2 separate regions of the Homo sapiens genome follow, and region 2 is linked to region 1. Evidence: chromatin loops called from intact Hi-C (ENCODE). Cell type or tissue: heart right ventricle. All regions are shown on one strand. Each heading gives the region's core, and the rest is flanking DNA. Links, peaks and the distances in the headings are about the cores only.

Region 1 (7,673 bases), core at 1,249-6,248:
ATGATGATTTGAATTCTTGATACTGGGGCACTTTTGATTATCTTTGCACAGTGTGCATTTGCTTGTAATTTTTTTTACTTTGATGCACTGCTAATAGATAATATACCACACATTCTATGGATATGTGCTAGTTGACCCAATCAGAATAAATGTACAGGAACTCTGCTACATGGTAAATATAATTAAATACCATGAAAATGTCTTATTAACTTCTGTAATCTTTAAAAGTACGCAATCAATCATATTACTTGAAAAAACTTTATTTTTCAACCTATGATACTGCTTAAGGCTCTGTTCAAGGATGCATTTAAAAAACATGACAATTCTAAAAAATAAAATAGAAATTTTAACTGTTTGAATAATGGAAGGTGCACATTGACAGTAACTATTCATACTTTGTACCAAGATCTTAGTTTGACATAATTTTTTCAGCCTTGTTTGGATTTACAGTTAACCCTAAAAACATTAGTAAATGGTACCCACACTTTTAAATCATAAAAAGAAACCTAGATTTGTTTGCAGTTTTTTAATCTGTTGTTAATAAACTTGAAAGAACACAGCCCTGTCTAATAAACACATCAAACTAATGGGTACCAGAGCAGTTCAGAAGAGTGTTTGTTGTTTGGTGTTTAGGTTTCAGTCAGAATTAATCAACAATGGATGGGGCCTGCTGTATTTATTAGCAACTCAAATCCCTGTGATTTAATGCCAGGTCCTTTGACTCATTCCAGTGAATGCTGGCAAGTTTACAGCACTAATACATACTTACATCCTCGGGTCTTTAAAAGAAAGGGAAAAATAGAGCCTAAAATCAGACCACAGGATTGGCAAGAATTTCCCGAGAGCCATTTTGAATTTAGCCCTATACAGTGAGCCTGTGAATAGGAAGCAATTGATTCAGGAACAGTGGAGCCTTTTTTTGCCTGAAGAAGCCTTCAGCTGTGCAGATGGCTTGCTGGCATAATCCAGTCTGCTTTTGTCTTTTATTTTATATATTAGGCTACTTTCTTCTCACACTTTATATTGCTTTTATTTTCTCTCTGTGCTCTAAGCCTCCAAATTTCAGGGGCAAGGAGAGGTTGCAAGGGTTTAGTGAGGGTGGCAGGACTATATGTGGAGTATTTCCCACAGATTTATGAGTTGCTGGTAAATCGCTGGCAATGCTGCCTGCTTGTCACAGTCAGCACTAGGGTGTTCTTTGTACAAAAGTGTCAACTTTTGAATGAGGACTCTGGAAACAGATGTAAAGATTAATCTTGAGAATGCATTTTTCTGAGGCCCTGAAAACGTGCCTACTTGTGCAATAGCCCTGGTTCTAGACATTTATTTTTCAAAATGATCTCATTCCTCAGTTACAAAGACTTACATTCTTCACTGTTCATGTTCAGAAAATTCCACAGCCCTTAGCCATTCCTCCTGCTTCTCATGTCTGGGGGCTGCCTTTCGAGAGCAGATTATTTGTGGAAAGACATTATTTATCTGGAAACTGTTCAGTGAAAACTTGATGGAGTTGTTGTTACTCTAGGGACCGTCTATCTCCCTCGGAAGATAAGATTTGCCAATGCTTCCCCCCTACAACTTCCTATGGGAAGATAGCTGACTTTTGGCCTGATAAATAGTTTCACATTGGATGGGTTGTTGCCATCTCATGCATTCTTTTTCATCCTTCCCAGATATGCAATTTTCTTTCTTAGTGTCTTGCTTTCGGTTGTATTGTCTTTTATCCCCCCTCTCATACGGAAGTAAATTTTGAAGAAGAAATATATGCTAAAATGGGTATTTGTTCAGGTTTTTCAATGTTAAATATTAGGATATGTCTCAAAGTGTTCTGAAATAAATCTGTGTATATAAAAAAAAATCGAGCATGTTAATCACATACCTCTGTTTTTCCTCTAGTTTTCTTCTACACAATGATATATTTTCTTTCGGCAAATAGAAGACTTTGTGGGAATGATGTAGAACATGGGTTTTTTTTTTTTTTTTTTTTGTATTGTAAATGTTCCACAAACAGAAGATAAATACCACAGAATCCACCATTTTGGAATGACTTGTTTGTGAGTCAATTGTCCTTGTTTCCCCTCCTTAAAAATTATATCTTCCATTTATATGGGAAACACATGTAGATATTTCCTCTTTTCTTATCTTTAAACAAGATTTGTAATACATTTCAGCTGAAGATTAAAAAGATCTGGTCCTCTAAACATTTGTATAAGATTAGCACATGTACTGACATACAGACTTTTTCACTGTTGTAATAATTTCCTATATACTCAGCACTTTTGTTTGTGAAGAACATTTATTTTGGTACTGCCATACTTTATTTTCTCATTGCACCTCTTTTAAATTGCATTTCTCAAGGGCATTATATGTAATGAGGAACTTGGCTTTCAAATGAAAAATGTTTAAATTTAGGACCAAATGCAGATTTTTGACTAGAGATGGCAGAAGAATTGTGTTTATATCCTAGTTTATTTCCTGAACTAATAAACAACAATAACAATGATGAAAAACAGATAACAAAGGCCATCTGCAATAATACTGGGCAATAATTACACATACAAACCATAACAACAAAGTATAGGTGCTCAAAACTATGAAATTAAGACCAAACTCAGAAAAGGCTTAGTGTACTGGCACATACATCCATGATCTCTGCAATAAGTATGGTGCTTCACAGTTTGGGAGTCAATCCTGAAAGGTCCAATCAAGGCTCTCTCTCTGGAATGCCAGAGTCTAGGGGTTTGGATAGGTCAGAGGAAGATCACTGAATTCAGGTTTACTCCACCGAGGAGGAGCAGGGTCAGGGTGGAAATTCAGAAGTGCTCAAATATACCATTTTTATCACAAGCAGGCTGACCACTAGGAAGGGAGAAGATAGAAGGTGAAGATTTGTTAGGGAATTGCAGAGAGCTGAAGACTCATATGCTGGAGATGGCTCATACCTGCTCTCTAGAGCCGATGGATACATTTCCAAAGTTTGCAAATCAATTGTTAAACACAGCCATTATTAAAAATTACATTACAAACTTACAATAAATTACTTGAGAAACAAAGGCAATAAGTACTACAACTCATCACACCTTAATAACGATACATTATTATTATCTATGCTCTTGAGGTTATTCCCATCGATTGTATCTGTCTGGTGAAAATATGATCTGAAAGTGAACTACTGTGCATCTCTTTCCAACCCTGTATTTGGTAATATATCACATTGGTAGCTTGAAAACAGCCATGGCGGGAGTATTTATATCATGAAAATCTGCAAATGCTGCATATAAATACTTGACTTATTGTTTTGTTTATTAATTAGAATTAAAGCGATGAAGAAAATGTTAATGATGCAGATTAAGAGTGTTGTGCCATGGCACAAAAAACTGTGGAAGTATTCTTCTAGTATTTGAAACTATTGTCTGAAAGTTGCTCAAGTCATTGGTGAAAGAATGAAGTTCTGAGATGCACATCTTTTTTGTATCACTTTCATTTTACTTAGTAACATAAATGAAAGTATCACCAAACATTCATGTCAGAACACTTGTTCATTGCAACCATAGTTTGGGTATGAGTTTGGAAAATACAAGAGAAGCATTCTGTGATAATCAATTGGCTGTATAGACTTTATAATCAATATTTTATATGTTGTAAATTGTGTGCTATATATGCTTTATATTAGCAAAATTTATTATGTCTATGTAAAAAATCTCAAGTATACAAAAATGTATGTGCATGTGTAAATAAAAATGCATATATTATTTTTAGGACAGTTAGTTAAGCAATTACCAGCGCCCTATAGATGCCTTGCAGTGCATTGGGGAGATATCCTTTGCACTGCGTGTTGAGGGATGTAGATGGAAAGAATGGAGGTTTAGTAACTCAAATGCATGGATCATGTAGCTGGAGATACACCCAAGCCTCAGAATTAGTAAGAAAATATTTTGAAACAGTCTATTTGAATTCAAGATTTTTGCAGTACCAGTTTTCTGTCATTGTTACGCACTAAATTGTGTCACCACCTCAAACCATATGTTGAAACCCTAACCCCCAATATGACTGTATTTGGAGGCAGGACTGTTCAAGAGGTAATTAAGGTTAAATGAGGTCATAAATGTAGGGCCCTAATCCAATAGTACTGGTGTTCTTGTATGAAGAGGAAGAGATGCCAGAGCTTTCTCTACCTTTGTATGTGCACAGTGGAAAAGCCACTTGAGTTCATTGTGAGAAGGTGACTGTATATAAGCCTGGAGAGACCTCACCAGAAACCAACCCTACTGGCACCTTGATCTTGGACTTCCAGCCTCCATAACTGGAGAAATGGATGGCTTAAACTGTATTTCTGTTGTGGCTTAAACTACATTTCAGTTGTTTAAGCCACCCAGTCTGTAGTATTTTTATGGTATTTATTATAGTATTAAAGTATTATGATATTAAATTATTATGGTATTTATTTGATGGTATTTACTATGGCAGCTCCAGTAGACTAATACAGTCACAGTTTGAAAAGAATGAGCATGGGATATACAAATGGATAGTAAGACAAGAGAAAGAAATAGGAACTCATCCATGTAAAGTGGCATATAGAAAGTGCTCAATAATAATTATTATTATATAAGATAGATGAATAAGTCGTATCAGACTAATGGTAATGCCGGGAAGTAGAAGAAACATTTTAAAGATAAAATCTTCCATGTTACTAGAAAAATTAAAGACAATGTTAGTTTTGAAATGAGAGTTCATAGAAGAAAGTAAATGAAGAAGAGAAAGGTTGTGAAGGAAGGAAACTTACCAGAGAATTTGACAATTTTGGACCAAGTCAAGCTATTTAATTGTAAAGGACACAGACAGATAATCTCAGACACAAAAGAATTCAGTGAATAGAAGAACCAAGCATCTTTCTTGAAAAATATACATAATGAAATCTAAACAATATTGAAAAAATTCCTTGACTTGAAATCAGAAAATACAGTCTCATTTTTAACATGTTTGGAATATTAAAACCCAACAACATATTTTTGGATACAAAGAAAACTGCAATAAATTCTATAAACCAGAAAGATTGTGTAATATGGTAATTGATGACAACACACTGAAACTAGAAATTTAGTATAAAATAAAATAACAAAATCCCAACCACCCAGAATTATCAACAATAATAGCAAAAAAACAACTCAATGTTTAGCTCAAAGAGAGAAGTCAGAACTGAAATTGTGGAGCAATAGAAAATAACACTATTATAAAAATATTACATATTAGAACTTATACAGCTGAAACCATGCTCAGGAGAAAATTTATGTCCTTGACACCAAATGAAATGATCTCTTAACATAAGAAGTTAGGAAAAAACCAGAAAAATTATTTTTAAGAAACTAGAAAGCTGGGCATGATGGTGCACACCTGTTGTCCTAGCTACTTAGCAGGATGAGGCAGGACAATCCTTTGAGCCCTTGAGTTCAGGTGCAGCCTGGGCAACATAGCAAGACCTTGTCTCTTTAAAAAAAAAAAAGAAAAAACGAAAGCAGAAATAAGGCTTCATAAAGATAACAGCCAAATCAATGCAGTAGAATATAAGAAAACAATAGAACTAATAAATAAATGAAAGAACCCCCTAGTAACACAGATAATCACTAGCTAACCTAATTTAACAAGAAAAAGGAGATAACATAAATACATGAAGCTGGAAACCAAAAGAAAAAACAATCAGATACAGAGGGGATTACAAGAAATGTTTAGGAATTTTTTCATAAATATATTTGAAAACCTGGATACATAGATGATTTTCCAGGAAAGTACGTATAACCAAAATTGATCTCAGATGTAAAGGAAATCTCCAAACAGAATAATTACAAGGAAGACAAGAAAAGAAAAATACATTGCGAAAGCACTACCCTTAAAAAAAAAAAGATCAGGCTGTGGAGGTATCAAAGCTCTTCCAATTGATTTTTACAACACTACCACAACATTGAAACCAAATTCTGAAAAAATAAAGCTTTACACCTAGCTTACTAAACTGGAAACACCCCAACGTTAAGTGACTGGCTATATAAGTTTGTACAATGGAATGTCATGCAGCTACTAAAATAAAAAAAAAACAAAAAACTATGTTGATGTTCATGTGGAAAGAACTTTAAAATATATTATTAAATACAAATAAAGATTCAGAACAATGTATATATATGTATCAATTTGAACAAAATATGTATAGATTTATGAATTGGGAATTTGATGAAGAAACTGTTGATGGTGGTAGTTGACGTTAGGACTGGGAGGAAGAATCAGGCTTTATTGTATCTCTCTTTCTTACTTGGTTTGTAGACATGTATCTGTATTATTTTCGTTAAATCATTCATCAGATCCTTAGCAATAAAATAGAATTTGCATAGTCAGTAAATTTCCCCGCAGCAATGTAACTGATCTAGAATTGTGTGCATAACATGACATTTATCAATGTGTTTTCACGAGGTGGTATATCGAATAAGGCAGTTTTCCCTTTCATTCTTTGATCTGATGGAATTTCCAAGTGGAATCGCTGCTTGATATTCTGTGGAAAACTTGAAATTTTTTTCCAGCTCATAGAATATAAAAGAATACTAATACGGTTTCATCAGAATGTCCTTTACTTTTTTTTTTTTTTTTTTTTTTTTTGAGACGGAGTCTCACTCTGTGGCCTCGGCTGGAGTGCTGTGGCGCGATCTCAGTTTACAGCAACCTCTGCCTCCTGGGTTCAAGTGATTCTCCTTCCTCAGCCTCTTGAGTAGCTGGGATTACAGGTGCCCGCCACTACACCCAGCAAATGTTTTGTATTTTAGTAAAGACGGGGTTTCACCGTGTTGGCCAGGCTGGTCTCAAACTCCTGACCTCATGATTCGCCCCCCTCGGCCTCCCAAAGTGCTGGGATTACAGGTGTGAGCCACTGCGCCCAGCCTGTCGTTTACTTTAAAAGAATATTAGTCATTTAATTTTCATCGTATATTTCCACTTTTCTTTTTTTTTAAATTTATTTTTTATTTTAGTAGGTTTTTAGAGAGCAGGTGGTGTTTGGTTACATGAATAAATTCTTCAGTAGTGACTTTTGAGATTTTGGTGCACCCATCACCAGAGCAGTGCATACTGTACCCAATGTAGTCTTATTTTCACTTTTCTTTTTAGCTCCATAAAAAGAGCATACTCTACTCTAGAACAAAACAGGATCAAGAAATGTCACTTTTCCCCCCACAATATGTTAGAATTTTTGGCCTTCCTTTAACATTCAAACAACACTTACAAAGTTTCTGAAAATCTTAGTTGTCTGACAACTGAACAGATTATGTTAACTTTCTAGGTGGGCGTATTTATTCAGTCTGATGGGTACTATATGAGATACATTTTTAAAAATTTATAGAATGGGTCCAACTCTCTCGCACTATGCCATGTGAGTAGATACCACGTACAAATAAGGGAATCTCCTTAGGGAGTTGATTTTGCTTTTTGTAAGGAAGGAGTGTTTTGAACTCTTGTATGAGAATATCAGTGGCTGCAGTGTGCCAGGTGCTGTACTATGAGTTACCAGATTAAATGGTATACAAGCAACAGGAATTCTAATAATGTAGAAAGTGAAAGAGACCAAGAAGTTAAGTCTGAGGTTGGGGGCAAAATTTCATTGTCAGTCAAGAATTTTGGAGACATATGTCACCAACATG
Region 2 (7,673 bases), core at 1,358-6,357, 120 kb after region 1:
GCTCCACTCTTGTGACTTTATCACCTACCAAAAGGTCCCACATCCTAATTCCACTGCCTTTGGGGTTAGGATTTCAATAAATAAATTTTGAGGAGACAAATGTTCAGATCACAGCATGTGTTAACAGGTTAACTCTCCTATAATCTCTGACCCAACTTGCTATCAATCTTGTATTTCACATTTTTTTTTTTTTGAGATGGAGTCTCACTCTGTCGCCCAGGCTTGATGGAGTATAGTGGCACGATCTCTGCTCACTGCAACCTCCGCCTCCCAGGCTCAAGTGATTCTCCTGCCTCAGCCTCCTGAGTAGCTGGGATTACAGGCACCTGCCACCACACCCAGCTAATTTTTGTGTTTTTAGTAGAGAAGAGGTTTCATCATGTTGGCCAGGCTGGTCTCGAACTCCTGACCTCTGGTGATCTGCCCGCCTTGGCCTTCCAAAGTGCTGGGATTACAGGCATGAGCCACTGTGCCTGGCCTTATATTTCACTTTTAACCCAGCTCCAAAACAAAATAAAACCATTGCCCACCAGGGCAAGCCAGGATTCAGTGTGAAACTCCAGACACTCTGTGCTAGATTTTCAGGACTGCCGTAACAAACTGTCACAAACTTGGTTTCTTAATACGATGGAAAAATGGAAACTTATTCTTTCACAGTTCTGGAGGACAGAAGTCCAAAATCAAGAAATCAAGTTCTTGGTAATACCATACTCCCTCCGTGGGCTCTAAGGAAGAATTTTTTTTTTTTTTTTTTTTTTTGCCTTTTTCAGCTTCCGAGAGCTATTAGTATTACTTAACTTGTGGAGGCAAAATTCCAGTTTCTGCATCCATCTGCACAGTGTCTCCTCCTCTTCTGTGTTTTCTCCTCCCTGTCTGTCAAATATCCTCCTGCCTTACTCTTATGACATCTGTCATGGCATGTAGGTCCACCCAGACAATCAAGGATGATCTTTAAATCTCAAGATCTTTAACTTAGTTACATCTGCAAAGATTCTTTCCCCAAATAGCTAATATTCAGAAGTTCTGGGAATTAGGATATATTCATATCTTTTGGGGGACTACCATTCAACCCACTATACTGCCATATCCAGCCCCAGTTCAGCTCTCTATGCTTACCTCCCAGTGTTTCTTGATAAGTATTTCTGTTTATTTCTTGATCCCTCTCCTATCCCTAACCCACAGACTTTACTCTTTACAGCTTGTTGCTTTTGTTGACCGTATAGTTTCTCTGTCTCGTACAGCTTCCCCCTCCTTTTATGTATCTAGTGTCCAATCTTCCTTCAAGCAGGCTTCCCCTGCCCCCAGCCCCAGTTTCCCCAATTCCAGGCTGAGTCTGGTGCTTTCTTGGCTGCTCTCACTGTACAGTGAACATACTCTTATTCTGTTGCTTCCTGAATTTCACTGGCTGTCCCCTTCTGTATATATCTGTATCCTCCATCAATCTTTTTCTCAAAGAGCACAAACTATGCACAACCTCACTCAGTGTCTGTCAATAACAGGCATTTACTAAGGGTTATTAGATCGGTCTCTAACTTAAAACCTACTTATTCTTAAAATTTAGCCTACAACTTTCTTTACGTTTAAACAAATCTAGCATGTGAAGTATAATTTATTTTGTGTTCTGGTATTCCTCAGTTATCTTTCTTATGCTTGGTTGGTTCACCTAAGTTATTAACTTTAGAGGATAAAATTTGTATCTTCTCTGGTAGATGTATTGGGAACATAGAAATAGCTCGCTAGATTTGTTTACTTAATCCCCAATGGAAATATCAAAAGTATACCTTGGGAGGAAGATAACCTGGCTTAAATTTATCTTTTACTTTTCTCCCCATTAGAGAAAGTCAGACTTCTTAACAGTTTACTAATGCTTTAGAACTAGGAAAAGTTTTGTTCCGATTGGAATTTCTAGTTTCTGGATTTTAACAAACTGTCAGCTTTCATAAAGCAAGTTTGTAGAATTTAATTTTCCTTCCCTATTTTATATCTTAATCATAACCACAGTACAAATAATTTGTTGTTTCAAAATCTCCATTCACTCATACATTTTATTCTTGTTGACCTTGGCTTATGCAATTTGGGTGGAAAGAATCACTAACTAGGAGAGGAATATTTGAACTTTGATTTTATGTTTCAGACAAAGTCTTAACTGAGACTTCAGCCACATGAAAGCATGAAATTATTATCTGCCTACTTTGGGAAAACCACCAGTTTAAAATATAAAAGAATTGTATTGTGTGATAGCTTACTCTAAGAAACTTTATTTTCTGTTCTTAACTACTAAATGAATATTTGGGCAATGGAAAATTTTTGTTTTCTATAGCCTTATGAATGTTAGTCTTAAAATCATTTTAAAAAATTCATCTGGTGTCAGGTATCATTAAAAACTCCATATTTGTGCCAGATTAACTGAAAACTTTGGCCCCAGATAAATTGGTGGATTTTGGCCAAGTTTTAGGCAAACTTGGGTCTTTCTTTATTTCAGGTAGAAAGTACATAAAGCTCTATGGATTCTTGCCCTCTGACCTAAACCAACTAAAATTCAACAATTTGGCTATGATTTCCTTCGAGGTTTCATATATTTTTTCGGCTATAAAATGTGAACCCAGGTCAAGAGGCATATACTGAAGCCTCAGTTTTAGCAAGAAAAATATATATGAACTAAAAGTGGAAATTCTACAGAAACTTGGCTGAGGAGAAAACTTTAAAACTGGAACAATTAACTTAGACTATTTGGGAGAAGTGAGTCTTTCATGTAATTTGCTCTCTTTTTCTGTTCTCATAATTTTAAAGAGTTTTGCGCTAACAGGCTTCTGTGCTGCATTACAATCTTTTGATAGGTTCTGTAGAGAAACTTCTCTTATTTTTTCCCTTTGCCTTTAATGTTTTGACTCTTCAATTTGAATTACTCTTTTATTTCTTTTTAATGCTTTTCTATTATGAGGAACTTAGCAAATTTCCCTCAAGGACTGAATCAGAGGGAACAGTGAATTAATCCAGGCAATATTGCACTCCATGTTATGCTCCCTTGTGATCCTTGTGTTGACCACTTTCTCTGGACAAGGACACAGCTCTGTAACATACCATGACTCAAGATGAGTTTCTTCTGTTTTGTGGAAACACTCCCCAAGAGGTGAAGAGGTGACTTCTATCCCTCCCCTTTGTCTAAACATCTCAGTCCCGGAGCTCACAATTATTTCTAAAGAGTTTCTAGCTGTTCTCACCAGGAGTGTGTTGAGCCCTTATGCAAGTAAAACTTCAAGAGGCACACCTAAACTTGTCTGAAAAGTCTCCTGAAGATCCTTCAAACAACTTTTCTCTCCTTTCTTTTTTTCCCAGTAACCTCTTTACTCCTTTCCATGAAGATTTCCATGCCTCAGAACAAAGTTGACCTCATCTTGAAGACAGGATAGAGGGGAGATAATGCCTGTCAACATCTATCACAAAATGTTGCTCAACTTACTGATGAATTAATAAAAAGTCATCTGTACTCTCTTCTGAAGCCCATCATCTGCTCCTGTAAGCCTTATTTCCCACTGTTCTTCTATATAGTGTATGCTCTAGTCAAAAATTTGACTCTTGCTATCATTCATTAATTCCTTCAATCAGTGAGTGTTTTTGAGTGTCTGCTATGTGCCAGACACTATTCTGGCCTCCAAAGATCCATTAAAACAAGCAAAACAAAAACCAGACACATTTCATGGTCTCATGGACCCCACATTCTAGTATAGCCTGGGCATTCCAGCTTTGTGTCTTTCTCTTCTTTAGTGGTCCCTCCTTAAGTATTGCCAGTCCTAACTTTCAACTGTTCCCTATGTTTCAAAGTTGTCTTGAATCCACAAAGTGCCTTATTAAGAGTAAGTTAATAGACTTACTCTTAACACTTGCAAGGTTGCGAGGCCTAGGATTGAAGTATGAATGAAATCTACATACTATTTGTATAAATATTTAAAAGATACAAGTTTAGCTGAAAACTCTGATAGCTATACAATTTCAAAATTTTAAAAATGTGTAAGGCTATGGTGTTTATTTTTCTAAAAGTTGGCAAAGTATCCAAGATTACTACGTGTATTTTTGAGCATATTTGGCTATTCTGTGTTGTTTAGCTCTTAAAAATTTTAAATGTTTAATATTGCAGACTGTTGCTCAGCTTCTATGTGCTCCTATTGCAAACATACTAATTTACTAAAGTATGAATGTGTCCACATGCCACACCTGGAACCTGTGGAGAAGAATAGCCCAGCAACAGCTGGGAAAGATGCTTCATTATAAAGAATCCTTTGCACCCATACTGAAAAGAAGAACTGTACAAGTTAATTAATTTGTGTTTTCTCTTACCTAACTCTTCTGCTGCTCACATCTTTCCCATATAACAAAGTAGTATCATCTCTGAAGTCAGCAGCAGCTGGCCTCATGCCATTTCATACCATTTTCATGCAGTCATCTTTTGTTCTGGGGACAAATGACAAGAGGTTTGAAGAGTTGATTATTTGGGACTTGAAGGAGGTTTGACATGAGAACCTGCATTTAAAACCACAGATTGGGCTCTGCTTGCTGGACCCCAGGTGACGATATATCCACGTATTCTGTTATAAATTTGGGTTTGTATGTTCATAATGTGTGGCACTCTCTAAAGTGTGAGGCCCAAAGGAGGATATTCTTACACAGGCCTGAAGGTAATACTTTCTGAAGGAAACTTTACTTGGACTAGGAGTGATCTATAATTCTGAAATCTCTAAACACTGCATTTTTTTTGTAATGTCTGGAAAAATGTGAGAAATGCTATAATACTTTGCCCATATGTCATATCTCCTCATAGAAAAAAAGTATTTTATGAGTATGAAAGTAATTTATTTGTTTTTTCAACCACCATCTGTGCACAATAGATTCAAGATTATAGAGTATTGTTTAAAAAAAAATTGAACAGCTAAACTAAGTACGAAAATGCAAATAACTGTAATTCATAATCCTTGCTTTCTTAAACTTAAGAATAAGTTTTATACATCTCTGTGACAGGGTAATTAACAACCACCACCAAATGGCAAATGTGAATTGCAGTGTGGGCGGGAGAGGAGTGAGGGAAGGAAGAAGAGTAAGAATCAGTTTAGTTTAAGAGGAAATTAGGAAATACTAATGGGAAGGTTCAGAAGGAAATAAGAGTTACAGGATTAGAGGTCAAGGCAGAGATTAGGGTTAGTGAATGATTTCTGCATTGTGGTTCAGAATTATAATAATGATATTTGCCTCTGTGGTGGTAATCAATACATTTCATAAGTGTTTCCTATGTGTCAATGATTCTATTGAATATTTTACATGTACCAGCTCATTTAGTCCTTAGAACCACATGAGGTTGCTGTTACCACAATCCTTCTCTTTGAGATCATATAAATAAGGCTTTGAGATGGTTACTTGCTAACAGAGCCAGGAAGTGAACCCAGGTGTATCTGACTGCAAAGCTTCCTTTTAATCACAAGGATATTTGAAGTCATTGGATAGGATTCAGGCTCCTTGGAATAAGGCAAAGAAAAATAAAAGAAGAAAAGGACAGTTAGAGAATGGTAACATCTTGGAGAAGAAAAAGAAGCTTTATTAATTTGGCTAACTTATGAGTGAACAAAATCCCACTTGAATTGATTTAAGCAAAAGAGGGGATTTTAATGGAAGGCTAAGCTATGAAAGAATGGGACAACCATGATTGGAGAAAGGTCAATATCTTTTATAGTATCGAGAACCAAACTCCAGCATCAAGCTTGTTTCCCTGTCTCTTAGCCGTGCTTCTTTTCTCCATATGTCAAGCTCATTCTTATCTCTTTCTAAAGAGTTTTTTCCATGTGGCAAGAACTCAGGTAACCAAAATTTCCAAAATTTTATAGCTTATGATTTCAGTCAACAGAGTCACATTGGCATGACTCTTTGGCTCTTGAGTCCAAAAATCAGGACGAGGTACTAATTGTCCCTGCCTAGGTCAAGACATACCAATAGTATTAGGATGCTTTTTGCTGCACAACAAAAAACATGAATAACCTCTTATTGTATATTTTTCTTACATAACAAGAAGTTTAGAGGGAGGGGTTCTAGAGTTGGTCAGGGCTAAATGTCAAGGGGCAGATTATCTAGGATTCTTTTAGCATTCTGTGTGGGTAGAAGCATTAATGCCGTTGTTGTCATAACCATATCCTTATGGTAGCATATGAAGCAGAAAAGAGGCAGGAAAAATAACTCTCCTTGTGTGACATTCTCTTTTTATTTGGAGAGAAATAACTGCATTTCAGGGTTAATGGGATCTGAACCTAATACAATTTTGGGATCTTCTTTAAGAAAACCAGAAAAATATTAAAATTAAAAATGGGGCACAGGGCTTTGACTGGAGTCATTACGAATGTTGGCCTCTAAACTTCCTGGTAAATCAAGTTTCTGTTGAATTTTCTCCTTTGTTTCAGTGGTTGGACTGAGTCCCATGAAGCCAGATCACTTCTGACTGCAAGGAGCTTGGAAAAGCAAGTATCTGGATCTTTTACCAGCTAAATTTGGAGGTAGGTATCTACCAGACTAGGGAAGAAGAGAAGAATGGCTGTTGAGTGCAGATCAATTTGTTTCCACTGAAGTCTATGGTTGAAATATTTATGCATAGCTGAGATATAGAATTGTGCTGTAAAATGTGGTTGATTTGGTGGTAACTATGTGGATAGGTGTGGTAGGTTGAAGTGTCCCCTGCAAATTTATGTCTACCTGGGATCTCAGAATGTGACTTTAATTGGAAATAGAGTCTTGCTGATGCAATTAGTTAAGAATTTTGAGATGAGTCGTACTGGGCTTTCGGTGGGTGCTAAATCCAATGGCTGGCATCCTTATAAGAAGAGAGGACACACACACACACAGAACAGGCCATTCAAAGATGGAGGCAGAGCTTGGGGTTATGCTGACAGGAGCCAAGGAATGCTGGGGGGACATTAGAAGCTGAAAGAAGCAGGGAAGGATTTTCCTCTATAGGTTCAGAGGATGCATGGCCCTGCTGACACCTTGATTTCTGGCTTCCAGCCTCTAGAACTGAGAGATAATTAATTTCTGCTGTAATAAATCACCCAGTTTGTGGTCATTTACTGTGGCAACCTTAGGAAGCTAAAGCAATAGGGTGAAGGGCAGTTATCAGAATAAGGGGATGTGGTGCTGGTAGACAATCCCAAAGGTGTCCACTGCAGAATTTACAAAAGGAGCTTAGCAGTAGGTGGAGTCATAGCTACAGAATGAGAGCCAGGTTGGTATATAGCCTTGATGTTATGACAAGGCATGAGAATGTCAGCACCAGGAAGAGTGAGCACTGAGAAGTTGAGAAAAGAGGGAAGTCATGATGAGACAGGAGGACAAGCACCTAGCCTTTCATCTAGACAAACTAATTCCTAAGCATTTCTACCTCCTTCCTGAATCTGCCTGTGAATGTCCTTCATGTGAAATGCTCGTCACCTCACTCTGCTTGACTAATTCATTGCCCTTCCCTTTGTGAAACTGACATTGAAGGTACACTCCTTCAGTGTTCATGTCGTTGGTGTGGTGTACATGTGTGTGTGTATGTGTATAGAGTGATACTTTCACAATTTTTTAGATTTCTTTTTGTGATAGGATATTCTTTCTTTCTTTTTTTTTTTTTTTTGAGACAGGGTCTAGCTCTGTCACCCAGG

What was found. A loop is a pair of places that touch in the nucleus more often than their neighbours do. Peaks named below come from ENCODE experiments on the same cell type or tissue, not always from the same donor. Only the 100,000 strongest peaks of a DNase experiment are listed, where the experiment ranks them.
Region 2: it touches region 1 in a loop (2.6-fold over the local background); 3 of 110 quality-filtered maps call a loop at or near these places.

The regions. Positions count from the first base shown.
Region 1 is chr4:123,699,239-123,706,911 of GRCh38, forward strand. The region is part of intron 3 of LINC01091 (long intergenic non-protein coding RNA 1091); the gene reads left to right. Among named protein-coding and RNA genes, the nearest start is that of LINC01091, 53 kb to the left of the region's middle. In heart right ventricle, for the core only: no CTCF peak of the experiment used is centred there; no DNase peak of the experiment used is centred there; H3K27ac peaks cover 1,058 bases.
Region 2 is chr4:123,822,658-123,830,330 of GRCh38, forward strand. It overlaps LINC01091 (long intergenic non-protein coding RNA 1091), which reads left to right. Exons shown (of 6, transcript NR_027105.3): 4 at 6,438-6,530. Among named protein-coding and RNA genes, the nearest start is that of LINC01091, 180 kb to the left of the region's middle. In heart right ventricle, for the core only: no CTCF peak of the experiment used is centred there; a DNase peak (open chromatin) is centred at 4,434; H3K27ac peaks cover 4,557 bases.